Linked DNA regions of Homo sapiens: region 1 is linked to region 2. The links are chromatin contacts, found by Hi-C in ENCODE. All regions are on one chromosome and are shown on one strand. Each heading gives the region's core, a stretch centred on a gene start or an enhancer-like site at or near the end of the contact. The rest is flanking DNA. Distances are from core to core; before and after follow the strand shown. Region 1 holds the start of SPATA18 (spermatogenesis associated 18). Region 2 holds the start of RASL11B (RAS like family 11 member B).

What was found. A loop is a pair of places that touch in the nucleus more often than their neighbours do. Pooled maps may share reads with other maps.
Region 1: a loop to region 2 is called in a map with no recorded cell type, with 4 times the contacts of the local background. The contact joins the promoter of SPATA18 here to the promoter of RASL11B in region 2. A Hi-C loop is called at or near these places in 1 of 37 single-sample maps with no recorded cell type and 4 of 50 pooled maps.

The regions. Positions count from the first base shown.
Region 1 is chr4:52,046,899-52,052,757 of GRCh38, forward strand. SPATA18 (spermatogenesis associated 18) reads left to right here and starts at 4,406. Exons shown (of 13, transcript NM_145263.4): 1 at 4,406-4,893. The coding sequence starts at 4,807. It overlaps LINC02480 (long intergenic non-protein coding RNA 2480), which reads left to right. Exons shown (of 3, transcript NR_147189.1): 3 at 1-21. RefSeq lists enhancers at 4,055-4,556, 4,557-5,056, 4,849-5,198 and a silencer at 4,379-4,678.
Region 2 is chr4:52,860,366-52,866,156 of GRCh38, forward strand. RASL11B (RAS like family 11 member B) reads left to right here and starts at 1,952. Exons shown (of 4, transcript NM_023940.3): 1 at 1,952-2,284; 2 at 2,903-2,959; 3 at 4,113-4,189; 4 at 4,970-5,791. The coding sequence starts at 2,143. The coding sequence ends at 5,440. LOC124900700 (a long non-coding RNA gene) reads right to left here and starts at 1,840. Exons shown (of 2, transcript XR_007058115.1): 1 at 1,719-1,840; 2 at 784-1,366. RefSeq lists silencers at 1,516-2,005, 1,977-2,271.

The sequences.
Region 1 (5,859 bases), core at 3,156-5,655, 810 kb before region 2:
TATTAAATGAGCAATACAGACATTTAGTCAAAGTGTGTTCTGTTTTGAGGGAGCTGCTTAAATACTGGTATTTTAGCCAATATTTTTCTTTCTGAGGGTTGTAAAATTTGGGGGTAACTGTATTAGTCCATTTTCATGCTGCTGATAAAGACATACCCAAGACTAGGCAATTTAAAAAAGAAAGAGGTTAAATTGACTTACAGTTCCACATGGCTGGGGATGCCTCACAATCCTGGCAGAAGGCAAGGAGGAGCAAGTCACATCTTACATGAATGGCAGCAGGCAGAGATAGCTTGTGCAGGAAAACTCTCCTTTTTTAAAAAACACCAGATCTTGGGAGACTTATTCACTATCAGGAGAACAGCATAGGAAAGACCTGCCTCCATGGTTCAATTACCTCCCACTGGGTCCCTCCCACAACCTGTGGAAATTCAAGATGAGATTTGGGTGGGAACACAGCCAAACCATATCATTCTGCCCCCTGACCCCTCCCAAATCTCATGTTCTCACATTTCAAAAGCAATCATGCCTTCCCAACAGTTCCCCAAAGTCTTAACTCATTTCAGCATTAACTCAAAAGTCCACAGTCCAAAGTCCAAAGTCTCATCCTAGAGAAGGCAAGTCCCTTCCACCTATGAGCCTTTAAAATCAAAAGCAAGTTACACGTTGTGCACATGTACCCTAGAACTTAAAGTATAATAAAAAAAAAAAATCAAATCAAATCAAAAGCAAGTTAGTTACTTCCTAGATACAATGGGGATACAGGCATTGGGTAAATACAGCCATTCCAAATGGGAGAAATTGGCCAAAACAAAGGGGCTACAGGCCCCATGCAAGTCTGAAATCCAGTGGGATAGTCAAATTTTTTTATTTTTATTTTATTTATTTATTTATTTATTTATTTATTTATTTATTTATTTATTTTTTTTGGTGACAGAGTCTTGCTCTGTCACCCAGGCTGGAATGCAGTGGTGTGATCTCAGCTCACTGCAACCTCCATCTCCCAGGTTCAAGTGATTCTCCTGCCTCAGCCTCCTGAGTAGCTGGGATTACAGGCACCCGCCACCACGCTCAAGTAGAGACAGGGTTTTGCCATGTTGGCCAGGCTGGTTTCAAACTCCTGACCTCAGGTGACCCACCCACCTCAGCCTCCCAAAGTGCTGGGATTACAGGTGTGTGTTACCGCATCTGGCCAGTCAAATCTTAAAGCTCCAAAATGATCTCCTTTGAGCCCATGTCTCACATCCAGGTCATGCTGATGCAAGAGGTGGGTTCCCATGGTCTTGGGCAGCTCTGCCCCTGTGGCTTTGCAGGGTACAGCCTCCCTCTGGGCTGCCTTTACAGGCCAGTGTTGAGTGTCTGTGGCTTTTGCAGGCACACAGTACAAGCTTTCTGTGGATATACCATTCTAGGGTCTGGAGGACAGAGGCTTCTCACAGCTCCACTAGGCAGCACCCCAGTAGGGACTCTTTGTGGGGGTTCACACCCCACATTAACCTTCTGCACTGCCCTAGCAGAGGTTCTCCATGAGGGCCCCACCCCTGCAGCAAACTTTTGCCTGGGCATCTAGGTGTTTCCATACATCTTCTGAAATCTAGGCAGAGGTTCCCAAACCTCAACTCTTGACTTCTGTGTACTTGCAGGCTCAATACCACATGAAAGCTCCCAAGGCTTGAGGCTTGTACTCTCTGAAGCCATGGCCAGAGCTCTACATTGGCCCCTTTCAGCCATGGCTGGAGTGGCTGGGACGCAGGGCATCAAGTCCCTAGGCTGCCCTGGAGACATGCCCTGGAGATATTTTCACCATTGTCTTGGGGATTAACATTTGGCTCCTTGTTACTTATGCAAATTTCTGTAGCCCGCTTGAATTTCTCCTCTGAAAATGGGATTTTCTTTTATATTGCGTTGTCAGGCTGCAAATTTTCTGAACTTTTATGCTCTGCTTCCCTTTCAAAATGGAATGCCTTTAACAGCACCCAAGTCACCTCTTGAATGCTTTGCTACTTAGAAATTTCTTCTGCCAGATAACCTAAATCATCTCTCTCAAGTTCAAAGTTCCACAAATCTCTAGGTCAGGGGCAAAATGCTGCCAGTCTCTTTGCTAAAACATAAAAAGAGTCACCTTTGCTCCAGTTCCCAACAAATTCCTCATTTCCATCCACCTCAGCCTGGATTTCATAGTCTATATCATTATCAGCATTTTGGTCAAAGCCATTTGACAAGACTCTAGGGAGTTCGAAACGTTCCTACATTTTCCTGTCTTCTTCAGAGTCCTCCAAACTGTTCCAACCTCTGCCTGTTACTCAGTTCCAGAAAGTTACTCAGTTCCTAAAGTGCTCCACATTTTTGGATATATTTTCAGTGGCGCTGCAATCCCCATAAGAATTTACTGTATTAGTTGGTTTACAAGCTGCTGAGACGGGGCAATTTACAAAAGAAAGAGGTTGAATGGACTTACAGTTCCACATGGCGAGGGAGGCCTCACAATCATGGTGGGAGGCAAGGAGGAGCAAGTAACATCTTATATGGGCGGCAGCAAGCTTGTGCAGGGAAAATTCCCTTTTTCAAAACCACCAGATCTTGTGAGACTTACTCACTATCACGAGAATAGTACAGGAAAGACCTGACTCCATGGTTCAATTACCTCTCACTGGACCCCTCCCACAACACGTGGAATCCAAGATGAGATTTTGGCAAGGACTCAGCCAAACCATGTTAGTAACTGTTTGGGGTAACTTTTTTCTGAATAAGTTTTCATACAAACAATTCATATTCATGATAGAAACTTGAAAAAATCAGAAAAATATAAAAGAGCAATTAAAATAACCCACAATTATACCTTGGGTTCACATTGTGTAATTTAACACAGTGTATACAATTTAGTGTTCTGCCTTTTTCGTTATAGTGAAAATTTGTAGATAGTATATATTCTACAACAACAAGATTTTTAGTGTGCAACATTTCATTATTTGCTTAACCATTACCCTATTGTTGGAGGTTTAGATTGTTTACAACTAGTTTTCTTTATTAAATATAAACATACTAATCCACATTCTTAATAATAGCAAATGTAGGCCAGTATTAGTTTATATTTAATAAACAGCAATTACTAGAGCAATTGCTACTGCATTTTGCCAAGCATTGTACTAAATACATGAATTATCTTACTAAGTTTCATAATAATCCTATGAGAGAATTATTTTCCTTTTACAGATGATGAAACCAAGGATTACAGGCTAATTAAGGTGCTCACAGCAAGGAAAAATCCTTTACCTCTAATTTATCTGACATAAATGTTCCAATATGGGTTTTTATGAATAAGTAAATGGGACTGTTCAAAGATTCCAAATGCCTGTAGAAATATGTAATTATTAGGTCCAAATTGAGAAATTTGAAGTTTTTCTCAATTCATTTTACATATATATATATATATATATATATATATATATGAAGTTGTTTAATGAATATTTAGCTGTTTTGTTGAGTGGGTATTTTTAACATTAGAAATTATTATTCTACTCCAATCAAATAACATGTTATACCCCTATAGTCCTTATTTTGTGGTCTACAGAAAATAGTAGGAACACAGGCTCCAAAACTGAGCCTTTCATTTTCATTAGCAGATAGTAAAGCCACTGTAATCAAGAGAAATAAAAAATGAGAGGTGGTGAAAATTCTTGATTTTACAATACTTGAATATATGCAGTGTTCACAGATTTTCAAGTACCTACAGAGATGAAACTAAGTTAAACTAGCTAGCTAACCAGCTGAGGCTCTGCTCCCCACCGCTGTTTTAATGAATGGATAGGAATGATTTATAATCAGCACATTTTTTGATGGTATATAAAAGAGCTTGCTTCGAAAGCGCTTAAAGATGGTCGAAATGGTTTCCTAAGTAGTTGAACCTGTTTCTGTAGCAGAATACACACTTTTGAAATAGTGCCAAACTAGGTCAAGAAAGTCCCAATTAGAGAATTCAGAATTAAATGAAGCTTTAGAGTGCTCAATGACTCTAAAAAAAAAAGTACTAAAATACATACTGCCAAATCTTATCCAAACCTGAGGGATTAACTTTAATTTGTGAACATCCTGGAGCTAAACTCTATTAACTTGGGTACCCACCCAGTGGGTCAAGGAACAAAGTAAAAGCTAGAAGTAAGAAGTACTGAAATTTTAGTTACAAGTTTCATACAGGTAAACCCAAGGCGCTACAAATGAAGAATTAAAGGAATGAAAGGCGAAAGAATAAAGGGGCCAAAGAGGTGATCTCCTGAGAGCCTAGCCCCAAACTTCTATAGAGACTTAACTTCTGCTTTTCTGGACACGCGTGGGCACCCAGAACCCCGAATGGGGAGGAATGCTGTAGACGCCCTGCTGCCCTCCAGCCCGCGCGGCTGCGCGTCTCAGTCCACCCCTGGGGCGCGCGGCTGTCACCCAGGGCGGGGCGGCGCGGGCGTTGCCACGACGCGGGCCGCGCGCGTCCCTGGCAGCCAACCCGTCCACGTCAAGGTTTGTTTAATAATCGCCAGGGTATCTATGGCCGGGCTCAGGCGGCTGCTGGGGAGCCAGGAGACCGCGCGGGACGGCGGATGAGGCGCGGCGGCTGCGGCCCAGGGCACCTCCCCTCTGGCTTCCCGAACCCGGCCAGGTCCGACCCGAGGGGGAGGATGGAAACACCTGCCGCGCTCTGAGCCCCCCAGAAGAGAACACCCTTCCCGCCATATCACCCCACGGTCCTGCGGAGGCCACCGCCTGGTCCCCCCAAGTCTCCATCGCGCAGCGTGGGGCCGAGAGGAATAGTGAGCGATGGCGGAAAACCTGAAAAGACTGGTCTCAAACGAAACTTTACGAACGTTGCAGGAAAAGCTAGACTTCTGGCTGAAGGAGTACAACGTGAGTCTGGGTGAAAAACCCCCGGGGTTCGCCCTCCCATAGGTTCCAGCACAGCCCTTGTCGGGGATTTCTTAGGGCTGGAGTTGGTGGCCACTTTGCAAAGCCTCCGCGGTTGCGATTCCTAACCAGGATCTCAGCTTTCGACCGGGATCGCTGGGGAAGGAAGGACATGTGTGTACATGCCCTTGTCTCAGAGCTTCGGGAGGCGGCGCGCAGGCGGCCTGCGGAGCGCAGCACTAGGCTGCGGAGACTGGAGAGTGCTTCCAATCAGTGGTAACTAAGGACGCCGGCGACCTAGCAATAGGGAAGCCCTGCTGTCCGCGGCTGGTCTGGTCATGCCTGCCACTCTTTCCCATCCCCCTTGCCAGCGCAATCCACACCGCCTGCTTCCCCAATCCCGAATTATTTTTTACTACAACCCTCTCCTGCCCAGGGTTTGTATCAGAATGGATTTGTATAAACACACACCCAGGAGTTATTTACCCAGAAATCAGCGAAACGGACACTTGTTAACGTTGCGGGTTTCACTTGCGTGCTGGTGGGCCTGGAAATTGAGGCACAGTTCCAACACCAGGGCGGATTCAGGCCTTTTTCCAGGCATTTGTGAGAAGCCAGTATTCTGTCACCAAACCCATGAGCACTTTTCAAATCTCATTAATCCCTACTCGCACCCTGCCTCCCCATAATTCCCCCCTTCCCCCAAATAGAACGGTGAGTGTTGAATTTGCTTTACATTCGGTCGGTCCGTCTTAAATAGGGATTTCCCCTCTTACATAATAAGTGGAGCGGCCAGGCAAAAGAACTGTGGACCGGAAATTAGCCCCCCCTTGTTTCTACATTTGGCTCTGCATAGAACTAGCTGAATGACGGAGTCAAATTATTTAACTTCTCTTGGTCTTAGTACCTCATCTGTGAAATAGCAGAGATTGGTCTAGATGATATGTAAATTTCCTGTTCAGATTTTAA
Region 2 (5,791 bases), core at 702-3,201:
GATGGGCTATATGCTAGGTATTTGGAATTTGAATAGCTCTCTTTTCTTTTTTACATCTTTCTCTTGCTTCTCTCTTTTCTGTGTTCTTTAAAGCATAGCCAGATCATTTAGATCTAAAATAAGAACACCAAATCAAGCCTTTGCGTTGCAGACAGAAAAATCACGGGTTTTGTATGGGCTTATGGTAATGAAAATCAAGCCCAAGAAACTAAATGATTCAAAGCAAAATTCCCCTTGACAGCTTTTGTCATGTCTCTGTGTGTGTGTGTGTGTGTGTGTGTGTGTGTGTATGTTAAACTAGTACTTTAGCCTACATCATTATTTTACCATGTAAGCATGATAGAATAGCAGGCTTTTTGGAGGGGAAAGATTTTAAAAGTACATGGTTACCTGTAATTACAGTCTTGCAAAGTTTGATTTTATAGAAGTGACATTCAAGTCTGATTTAAACCATGCAGAAAGACATGGTGCATATTGGAAATGCTTTTTCTTTCTGACTCAAATGGCTGTTTCGTTCTAGTGATCTCCCTAGAAGTCAGCCTTTTATTATGTTTATTGTAAGGTTGTGTGTCTTTCTAATTACGTGGCCCATCCTAGAAAACTTGCTACCTTGAGATTACCTTTCTATTTCTCCTTGCATTCCTGCAAACACCTAAACCTCTGTAGACAAGAGGTTCATCTCAGAGTCTGAACTGGCTGAGGATCATAAAATTCTGTCAAATACCTGGTCAATTAAGTTCTGGCTGGAAGAGGGGGTCAAATTAGATGACTGACATGTGCGGATAAGGGCACTGGTTTATTTCACATTTTAGCCTTTAATGTGGGTGGGTACACAAAGCCACAGAGTTTGTTGCCATACCCCAACATAAAAGCCTCTGGGACAAGGTTGAAAGGGTAGCGGGGAGAGGGCCTTGGATAGCGGATGGGGTGGTTAACCCGCGACTCTGGTGACATTTTGCCATCAGCCGCTGGTGACATCTTGCCATCAGCTGCAGCTACAGAATGTTGCTCGCAGGAGGAATTTGGCCTGCCGTTGAAGATGTGTTTCTCAGATGAGACTGTAAGGGGCCGGAGCTTGGGATTTTAGGAGTGCAGGGCCCACCTCTTCCTTGGTATCAAGCCACTTAACTAAACTCTTGCGGTGTCTTATGACCAGGGACGAAGTGCGGGGCCCCTTCAGACGTCGCAGCTGGAGTAACTGTTTTCTTTCCATTTCACAGCTCTTGAAGGAGGTGTGACTGAGTGAGGCGCTGGAAAGCTTGTTCTATAATTACTTCTTGATCCGCTTCTAGGCGTGCTGTGCATGCGTCCGACCATGTGTGTTTGCGTTAGCTTGCGCCGTCGACAAGAGCCAGAGAACGTGGGTCTAGGATAAAACGTGGATGATATTTTTGCTTCAAATGTCACATTTTACGGGGGTCTAAAGGTCTTAGGCTGGAGTCTTTGCGGATGATTGCCAACTGTAGCTGAATCTATGAGCTGGGATGTACCCAAGCCAGTGCAATCGCTCCAAATCAGGGCGGGCGGCACTAAGCCGGGGAGCAAACACCGCTCCCGGCCCGCCCAGAGCAGACGCCCTAGGTTGGGGCTGCAGCGAGTGCGCGCGTGGGCTGTGGAGCCGGCGGAGGCAGCGGTCCGGAATGGCTCTGTGGAGGCTGCGCTCTCTTCCTGGCCCCGCAGCCACAGCAGCTGCCCCATGCTCGCGCGGCAGGACCTACCAGGCGCCCACCCTGGGCTGCGCCGCCTCGGACCACCCGCTGCTCCCCTCCGCCCGCTGCCTCTTCTCCCCGCGCCTCACGGGGCTCCGCACTGACTCCAGGCGCCTCCGGGGGCGTCGCGCGCGCGGAGCGGCGCCGGGGGCGGGGCCTCGTGTAGGGCGCCCCGGGATTGGCTGTGGGGAGAGGGGGCGGGGCCGGCCGCGGAGAAAACAGCCGGCGCGCCGCGCGAGTGCAGTCTGGGTCTGGAGCCTGAGCCCTGCGGAACCTCGGCGCTCGGCCCCACCCCGCCCGTACCTGCACTTATTTATTGTTGTTATTTCTTACCGCGGAGCCCCGCAGTCGGGTCCTCCCGCCCGCTCCCGCGCAGCGCTAGCATTCTCCAGTCCCTCAGTCCCTTCCCGCGCGGTGCGCCGCAGCCGAGGCGATGCGCCTCATTCAGAACATGTGCACCATCGCCGAGTACCCCGCGCCGGGCAACGCCGCGGCCTCCGACTGCTGTGTGGGCGCCGCCGGCCGCCGCCTGGTCAAGATCGCCGTGGTGGGCGCCAGCGGCGTGGGCAAGACCGGTGAGTCGTCGCGCTTAGCCCTGGGTCTGGTCTTGGACGACCCCTGACGGGAGTTGAGGCTGAACAAGGCGTGGGGAGCGGTGGGAGCTGCAGCCCGACCGCTCTCCGTCCCCGCGCAGGGAGCCGCTGCCCCTTGGGAGTGGGCTTAGCCGTTGTCTACGCCACCCGCCTGCTTCCACAGACGGGGGAAACAAGGATCAAGAATGGCCAGGCAGCTTTCTGGGGACCACCGGCACCGCCGCCATCAGAACTTTGGGGTGTTTGAGCCTCTGGCAATGCCTGGCACAGAAAGGGGAGTTAGTGAAGCTAGCCCCCCTGGGAGGTCTTGAAGGTTAGGAAGACATGGGTCTACTGGAAGGCTTAGGTGTGGCTCAGCCGGGCTCAGAGGAGGGGGTGGGCCCAGTGAGCCTTCCAGCTGCACAGAGCCATAATTCACGATGCCTTCTAGCCCCCTCCTTTTTGTCTGGAAAGAAGGGTCAAGGAGCTACAGGGTAGGAATTTCACTTGGTGGCCATCTATGGCTTTCTTTGGGAGAACTGTTTTCCAGGCAGGGGGTGGGGTGGAGAACAATCTAACTTCCAAGGTTAACACTTTGACGTTCTTTTTTCTGACGTGCAGCACTGGTGGTCCGGTTCCTCACCAAACGATTCATCGGTGACTATGAAAGAAATGCAGGTGAGACAATGCATTTGAGAAAAATTCTGTCCCATTGCAGGAGGACTGCGGTTCCCATTTTCCAGCGCTTCCCAGGGAGGTTCTTTCAGTGACAGTCCGAGCCTGAGGATCCCGCCACTTAAAACTTTCCCCAGTCCCCAGCCCTCCATGGCGCCCCCCTCCCATAACTACCATCTGGCCTCATTCCATTCCAAGCCCATTCATCATTTTATCAAGTGCCTGAAAGTATTCCCCTTGGTATGTTTTAACTATAGTGACCCCAGTTGGAAGCACCCTTTGTAGTCAAGAACCTCTCCCTTCAAAACACTCCTGCAAAAGTCGTAAAAAAAAAAAAAAGGAGTCCCTAGCTCCTTCCCCCACCCCTCTCCTTCTCTGCTGGCTGCCTTTCAGAGGTGACCTTTTAAAGCAAAGGCCAAAGGAGAGCAGTTGTAAACCTAAAGTTCCTCCTTCTTAACAAAGACAAACAACTGGATGGTAGAATTTTAGGAGGAGAATTCCCGAATAAATGAGAGGACACATTTTTCAATCCTTATGATTAAGAATAGCCACTGGGGAGGCTTAAGAGCTTTCTGCCTATGCTCTGTTAGCAAATTGCTTAACTCTGTAGACCATATGAGTACCTATAGGGGATTATTTGAAATGAGCTGTATAAGCTATCCCAAGATAAGACATGGCAGCCTTCTGATTTGATGTAGAGTTGATTATAATTATATCACATTTTTATTCCAACTGATAACATTGGCTGTGTGTTTACTAACAGTATTTGTCTAGCAAGCCATTATATCTAACGGCCAAAATACAAAGTTACAGTCAAAGAATGAATCAAGTACTCAAGAAAACAGAAACCTCACATAGGCTGAGCAAGATAATTTGCATCAAGGGAGTACTCTAAAAATGGAAACTTTGTTTAAAACTAGATAAATAAGTTTTCAAAAACTTGCAAACTTTGCCCTGGTTTTAATAAATCTAACATAGGGTTAAAATTGCTGTTGTTTTTTAAAAAAAATCTGAAGTAAGCCCACCAAATAGAAATAAACTATCGCTGTTTTGTGTGCATTTATGCATTGTGCATTTTTTTTCTAGCTTAAAACTCACAATGTTTTAAAAGTTGTACAAGAAGGAAGAACATAATCTCTTTTATTTGCCTTCATAGGTAATCTCTATACTAGACAAGTTCAGATAGAAGGTGAAACCCTGGCTCTTCAGGTTCAAGACACTCCAGGTATTCAGGTGAGAAGCTCTGAGACTCTGGGTGAAAGGGGAACCTACTTGGCTGTGGAATCACTCACTTCTTCTCAAAGTTCCTCATGCTGCAGGATCAGAGAAATTTGGGGAGTCACATCTAGACTTTTACATGTCTGACAATTCAATTGTATCTGGCTGTTGGTCGATCTTAGCATGGTTTAGTTTGGGAGATTTGGCTAGGGGGCAGAAATCTTCCTTTAGAAGGATTCAACACAGCCGGAAAGCCCAAACCGAATGCAGTTGGAATTGGTGTTTTCCTTGCTGTGGTTTAAAAGTCCAGTTTTAATATGTGTGTCTTTGGCATGAAAAACCAAGCTTCTGGGTATAGTCTGCAAATACTTGGAATCGCTTTTGTACTGGAAAGTTGCTCTATAGACAAAAGCGCCATGCTAGGGTTTTTCCCCCCGCCTCCTGAACTGGGCAGTTATCCAGGTTTAAATGCTTCCAGCTCCTATCTTTACTTCCCCAGACTTACTGTCTAGCCAGTTAATTTCCCATTTTGTGCAACTACAAAGTCGCTCTGCATGGAGTTCTCTGCAGGTCAATTTTCCACTTGAGTGTGGTAAGCTGCACTGTTATTTATTCCCACTCTGTGCAGCTGGATCAACATATTGTCAAGAAAGCTGAAGTGTGTGGGATATAAGTTGTTTATGGCCCTCAACCTGGCACTACTATGAAGGGCTCTTTTGAATTTGAAATCTACCCAAGCCCAGGCTCTTTGTACAACTGGCCAGCATTCACCTTGCCATCACTCCTCTCTTTCAGGTCCATGAGAACAGCCTGAGCTGCAGTGAACAGCTGAATAGGTGCATTCGCTGGGCAGATGCTGTGGTGATCGTTTTCTCCATCACTGACTACAAGAGCTATGAACTCATCAGCCAGCTCCACCAGCACGTGCAGCAGCTACACCTGGGCACCCGGCTGCCTGTGGTGGTCGTGGCCAACAAAGCTGACCTGTTGCACATCAAACAGGTTGACCCTCAGCTTGGACTGCAGCTAGCCAGCATGCTAGGCTGCTCATTCTATGAAGTGTCTGTCAGTGAAAATTATAATGATGTCTACAGCGCCTTCCACGTCCTCTGTAAAGAGGTCAGTCACAAACAGCAGCCTAGCAGTACACCCGAGAAGCGAAGAACCTCCCTCATTCCCAGGCCCAAGTCACCCAACATGCAGGACCTGAAGAGGAGGTTTAAGCAAGCCCTCTCTGCCAAAGTGAGGACTGTCACCTCCGTCTGAAGCAGGAGGAGCACTCAAGGGGGTTTGGTCTTCCCAGGAAGAGGGCCTGAGGTTCTCCTAGTGCAGGAACGTTGAATATTGGCAATGATTCCTGGTTCCAGAAAGGGCTGGAGCAGAAGGGCCAAGAGGGCCTGTGGAACTGCTACAGAAAAGGAAGTGTTGTTCTGAGCAGGGGGACAGGATTGATGAGGCTTGAAAGAGCCCACTGAGCCACTCTCTGAATATGTGAAATGTACTCTGTGTCTTTTCCTTTAGAGTGGGGAGGGGGCATAATCGTTTCGGTTTCTGCATTCAACTACCTTGTAAATGGTGGTCCGTTGCAGTTTCACCAAATGTATTGATGTGATTTAC